Regions from separate parts of the Homo sapiens genome. Here region 1 is linked to region 2. A link is an interaction called in ENCODE POLR2A ChIA-PET data of the cell type or tissue named here. Cell type or tissue: IMR-90. All regions are shown on one strand. Links, peaks and the distances in the headings refer to the core of each region. The heading gives the core; the rest is flanking DNA.

What was found. ChIA-PET counts read pairs that join two places held together with the same protein. Peaks named below come from ENCODE experiments on the same cell type or tissue, not always from the same donor. Only the 100,000 strongest peaks of a DNase experiment are listed, where the experiment ranks them.
Region 1: POLR2A ChIA-PET joins it to region 2 with 5 read pairs; 5 of 35 experiments call an interaction of 5 or more read pairs at or near these places.

What each region holds. Positions count from the first base shown.
Region 1 is chr6:147,320,975-147,323,900 of GRCh38, forward strand. The region is part of intron 16 of STXBP5 (syntaxin binding protein 5); the gene reads left to right. Among named protein-coding and RNA genes, the nearest start is that of STXBP5-AS1, 120 kb to the left of the region's middle. In IMR-90, for the core only: no CTCF peak of the experiment used is centred there; a DNase peak (open chromatin) is centred at 1,687; H3K27ac peaks cover 413 bases.
Region 2 is chr6:147,266,881-147,269,806 of GRCh38, forward strand. STXBP5 (syntaxin binding protein 5) reads left to right here. Exons shown (of 28, transcript NM_001127715.4): 7 at 204-287. Among named protein-coding and RNA genes, the nearest start is that of STXBP5-AS1, 64 kb to the left of the region's middle. In IMR-90, for the core only: no CTCF peak of the experiment used is centred there; a DNase peak (open chromatin) is centred at 1,601.

The DNA.
Region 1 (2,926 bases), core at 177-2,676, 54 kb after region 2:
ACCTTACTAAAGGACCAATTTTTGGAGACAGAGTCATGAGAGAGATAACTAGTCTTTTAGTAGAATATTGTACAAGCTAGTGAAAGACATAAAGTACAAGTTTTGGACATTTTTGTCTAAAATCTATATATTAGTGATTTTTTTAAAAATCACAAACAACTTATACCTCATTTTTTTCTTTTAATAGTCTTCAAATAAATGCAGGTATTTATTAACTTGACATTGTTTTGGTCCACAGTCCTAGAGGCCAGTTTCTTAAAGTAAGAAGTATAACAAAAATTGATGTTAAAATATAATATTGAGGCTTTTTTCATATAAAATGCCTTTGTTTACAATTGGTTTATTTGAAGAAACATTTTAAAAGCAGCTGTTTAAGACCAAGGAAGGGGATTGATTGAGACCAGGAGTTCAAGACCAGTCTGGATAACATAGTAAGATACCATCTCTACAATAAAGTTTTTTAAAAAATTAGCCAGGTGTGGCGACATCACCTGTAGGCTGAAGTGGGAGGATTGCCTGAGCCCAGGAGTTCAAGGTCACAGTGAGCTATGATCATAGCTGCACTCCAGCCAGGGTGACAGAGTGAGTTTCTGTCTCTTAAAAAAAGAGGTAAAAAAGAAAAGGCAGCCGTTTGACTTGTTTCTTTTAGCAATGAAATTTTATGTTTTTGAATTATTTTTATTGTCCCTTTGCAAGGTACTTGCTCAAACAATCATTTTGAAACTGTGAGGCTCTACGCATCACTTTAACATTTAAAATACGTTTGTACAAATTATGGAACTCTTTATAAAACTTTTTCCTTAAAAAGTAAACAAATCAACTTGAATATATTAAAAACATTAAAATTATACCATAACCATTTAGAATAAAGCATAACACCCTCTTCCCATTTCATATTTTTAAAATGTAACTTACCTGCTTTCATTTCTTGGCTTAGGTTTCTCATCCTTTACCATTTTGCATCATGTTTGGCTGCCTTTTTATTTTTACTTAAGAACGTTTTTTTGTTTCCTTATACTAACTAAAATAAGAATTCCATGAGTTCTGTGTGTCCTGGTCACTTAAATCTTAAATGTGCCCATATATGTACTTCTAAAATTATCCCTGGAATGCCTGGTTCTGCTCTTGAGAATTTGTCGTGCACATTTAATATGCCAGAGGGAGGGAGGACACTTCCTTGACCCTAACCTTCTATACCTAATTCATAGAAGTAGAAGATAGACCACTCAGACCCTTCAGTCTACTCCTGTGTCAAGGCTGACTCTGGGAAGAAATGAAATGCCTCAGTTGTTACTCTGTCGCTTGAGATGGAGAGCTGTAGCTGATTAGTGGGTATTTCCCTAAGAATAATTCAGAAATTTTGCATCAGCCAGTGTAGAGTTCTGAATGCATTGCCTTGCAAACCTTGACCAGCCAGAAGTGAACTGTAGTTCAATTCGTATAAGCAGTGCCCTCAGTGATTCACATTTACCCTGAAGTCTGAACAACTTTCGCTGTTTCCTAGCATGTATGTCATCAAAACACGAGGTGCCATGGTCTTCCACATTAGAAATACCAACTGAATAATTCAGAAGGGTTCTTACCTCTGAGTTTGGTGGCAGGAAATTCAACATCGAGTAGTCTTCCTGCTGTTCTCTCACACACTGTCATTTCAAGGCAGAAGCCTTAAGAATTGCGGAAGTAACCAGGCTTTGCATATGTTTTGCTACAGCAATTACTAGGCAAAGAGTTGTGCAATCAAAAATGTTTTTAACTTAAAGTCATAGTAGAGTTTTTTACAATAAAAGCAGTCACACACTAAAATTGTTCACATTTTTTAAAAAAATGTGCCTTTCAAGTACACTTGAAGTTTTCTGGTACAAGTATAGCAGGTATTGTTTCAGAAGGTCTCACACTCTTTTAAACCCCTCTTTATCTCTTCCTTTCTAAAATCCTAATGACAAGTTTAGTTCAGCATGGATTTAACTATTCATGAGGTTTGGGAATAGGTAGTCATACCTGCTGACTAGTTTCACTTGTAGTTCTCTACCATCATCTCAAACTTAACCCCATGGTCTCCTAAAACTACCTCTTTATCCCTCCCTCCCTCCCTTCCTTCTGTCTGATTGTACATTCACTGTTTCTTCTTTTCTTCCTCTACCCTACCTCTACTCAACCTCCAATTCATTCAGTAAATATTGAGTACCTCTTTTGTGCCAGTGTTAAAAGTATTAATAGCTGCAAGGTTTCTGCCTTCCTGAAATGTAAAGCCTTGTCTGTTCTTACTCCATTAATGTGTTTCAATCTCCCTTTTTCTTGTTTCACATCAGAATCACAGGAACTTCCCAATTGGTGACCCTGTTCTACTTCGTCTTACCTATGTTCACCAAATTAATCTTCCCCAGATATTTCTTATCAACCTTCATTGGCCTTTAATTCTTCTTTTTTTTTTTTGGAGACGGAGATCTCACTCTGTCGCCCAGGCTGGAGTGCAGTGGTGCCATCTCAGCCCACTGCAACCGCTGCCTCCCAGGTTCAGGCGATTCTCCTGCCTCAGCCTCCCGAGTAGCTGGGATTGCAGGTGCTCACCACCACACCCGGGTAATTTTTGTATGTTTAGTAGAGACGGGGTTTCGCCATGTTGGCCAGGCTGGTCTCGAACTCTTGACCTTAAGTGATCTGCCCACCTCGGCCTCCCAAAGTGCTCTGATTATAGGTGTGAGCCACTGCACCCAGCCTGTCTTAATTCTTTAATAATGAAAATATATTACCTTTGTCTAATTTGACCATCTGCAAAGTACTTTTCATAGGCAGTCACAAGTTCCTCACATTGTGACTAGGTAGTAATACTCCCACTTTCTAGGTGAAAAGACAGCTGGTGAGTAACAGAATCAGTACTCAAAGTCCACCTTGCTGAGAGTTCTTTCTACCAACATCAAACCTTTGT
Region 2 (2,926 bases), core at 314-2,813:
TAATCATCAAAGACATATAAATATGCCATACAGTGTTCTCATTTGTCATTTACGTGATTACTAATTAGCAATGCAGATGTTTGTTTATATTATACATTTATACTCAACGCATTTGAATGATAGTAGTTATTTTCATTGTCAGCAAATAAATGTTTTATAATTGATATCATTCCTAGGTAATGTGCCTTTTTCTTTTATCACAGCTTTTGATTGGCTTTGAATCTGGAACAGTAGTTTTATGGGACCTCAAATCAAAGAAAGCCGACTACAGATACACATATGATGAGGTAATATTATTTTTGCTAGTAAAAGCTATGGTCATTTCTCTCATATAAAGCAGTTTCTCTAAAAACTTAATTGGTAATTTTACTTTAGGCAAACTTTGTAATTGCAGTAATACACAATTTATTTTTTACAATAGATAATATGTTCACACAATTCAAAAGATAACAAAAATCTTCTTCCCACCTGCCATTTGGTTATCTAGTTTCCTTACAGGTAGCATGTTACCAGTTTCTCTCATGTTCTTCCAAAGAGACACTGTGCATTTACAAGCAAATTCATAAATATATCTTATTTTTTCTTTTGTACGAATGATAGTATACTATAGACATTTATAATCCACTTTAAGAACCAGTAAGAATTAATTGTGATTGACAGATAAGTCTTTTCTCTCCTTTTGCTCCTCACTTCCCTTCCTTACCTTACCTCTCCTTTTTTGGCATTTATTTGTTGAAGATAGAGTCTTCCAGATGCTGGCTTTTTCTGGCTGCATCCCCATTGTCTTTAACATGTTTTTTTGTTTTTTGTTTTTTGTTTTTGCCCTCAGATTTCCTATAAATTGGATAATTTACTGAGGCTTGATCAAATGCCGGTTTATTTTTCATTTTGGCAAGACTACTTCATAGATGATACTGATACTCATTTAGCTGGTGGAACCTTAGTGTCTATTTCAGATGTTGGAAGCCAGTGGTGGTTGAGGCCGAGATCTGTTACTGTATAGTAGTTGCAAAATAGGAGACATTCTAATTCTGTCTTTCCTTCTCTACTTATTATGTAGGTCACTTCAGTAAAGAGAACCTTCCTCTTATCTGCTATTTGTTTATATAATAGGACAGTTCATATAGCAAAGGCAGGATAAATATGTGGTTCTTTTCCTTTATTTTAGTATTCATCTTAAGGGGTTGTTCTCTAATGGTTTCCATGATGACCAATTTATTCTGACTTTTAGTTTCACTGTGTGCTCAACAACTTAAACATATTTGATATACTTCAATCCACTGAAGTTATTGTTGCTTTTCACATTATCCCAACTTTGGTCAGTGTACCTCCTCCCTACTAATCTGTATATTTCTGAATCAAATTTAGAATAAGGTATTTTTCTATGGAACTATGACTTCTTTCAGTGCCATGTCTGGTGGCCATAATTTAGACATCAGGAGTGTTCATGGTTTCCAATTCAGTGAGTAGAGCTATATCTAGGAAATGTGTAAGTGGTTGTTTAAGATAAAATACATCATAATCTTAGTCATAATCATATTGGTATGTTCAGTTACTGAGACATCAGAACCTATTGAGTAATTATAGCAACATTTGAATACTTTGCACATGTTTGTACATTATCTTTTTAGGCATGACTGAAAGGGAATTCCCTTTGTTTTTATGACTGTATACTTTTTGCTGCTCACTAGTCAGGATCTTCAAATTAAACAAGCATGTTTTGAATAAATACAGTTCCTATCATTTCTGTGTAGTTGTGATCTGTAGTTGTGGTCTGCAGATGAAAGCAGATTTTAAAAATTGAACATTTTGGTTTTGCTTATTATTTTAAATAGTGATCTAGGCTTGAGCCATTATGGAGTCACAGGGACTAGTTTACCTCCTTGCTTTAAACAAAGAAACTGGACAGGATATATTGAACAACAGTTTTCAGCAGTTAGACAGCAGGTCATGTAGAACAGTATTTTTTAGAGAGGAGAAACAAAGAAGGTAAACCCCTCAATTGCTTTAGCTAATGGCCTGAAGAGATTTTCCAGTTCTTGGAACATGAAGAGGGAACCTAGGTGGAAGCTGAGAAGTCTCCCTGAGTTGAAAAGTCAGAGTTGGGAAACTGGGGAAACTAAGACATCTGCAGCTTAGAAGGCAAGGTATTAGAGAGCAAAGAGCTTAGAAAGAGAGTTGTAGAAGTCTACAAAAGGACCCCTGCCCTGAGTCTTCAGTTGAATACTGATTATTGCATGGGTATAAGGCTTGGATAAGATCCACCAAAAAGGAAACAGTAGAACCATTTCTGTAGCACAGACAGGACTGGGAATAGTTCACATTCCCAACAGAGTAGAGAAACTTTGTAATACACAGGGTATGAGAAAGAGTATTCAGAAAGCTGTTGTTGCAGTGGTGGAACTAAACTAGCCCTATACTAAAGGCTGGCTTAAGTTCATCCTAACAAATCTTGAATGCAAACTTTGAAAGGACTGAAAGGACTAAACTGTTTTTAAGTACGTAACTACATCCTAGGAAAAACACCCAAAAACATTTAGAAGAATATGAATAGTAGCCCGATATAAATTTTACAATGTCTAGCATCCAAATAGAAATATATGAAGTATGCAAAAAGCCAGGATATACAACCCATAATGAGAAGAAAATGAAAATAGAAACAGACTCAGAAATGACAAGATGATACCATTGGCATCAAAAATATTAAAACAAGTATTATTAAATAGACTCCATATGCTTAAGAAGGTAGATGAAAGTATGAACATGTTGAAAAAAGACATGGAAGGCAAAAATCACACAAGTGGATTTTTTACAGATGAATGATAAAATAAGGTGAAAAATACTCTGAACAGTACTGCCAAAGGATTAATACGCTTCAGGAAATAGCAGTAGAAGCTACTTGATGTGAAAGAATGGAGGAAAAAAG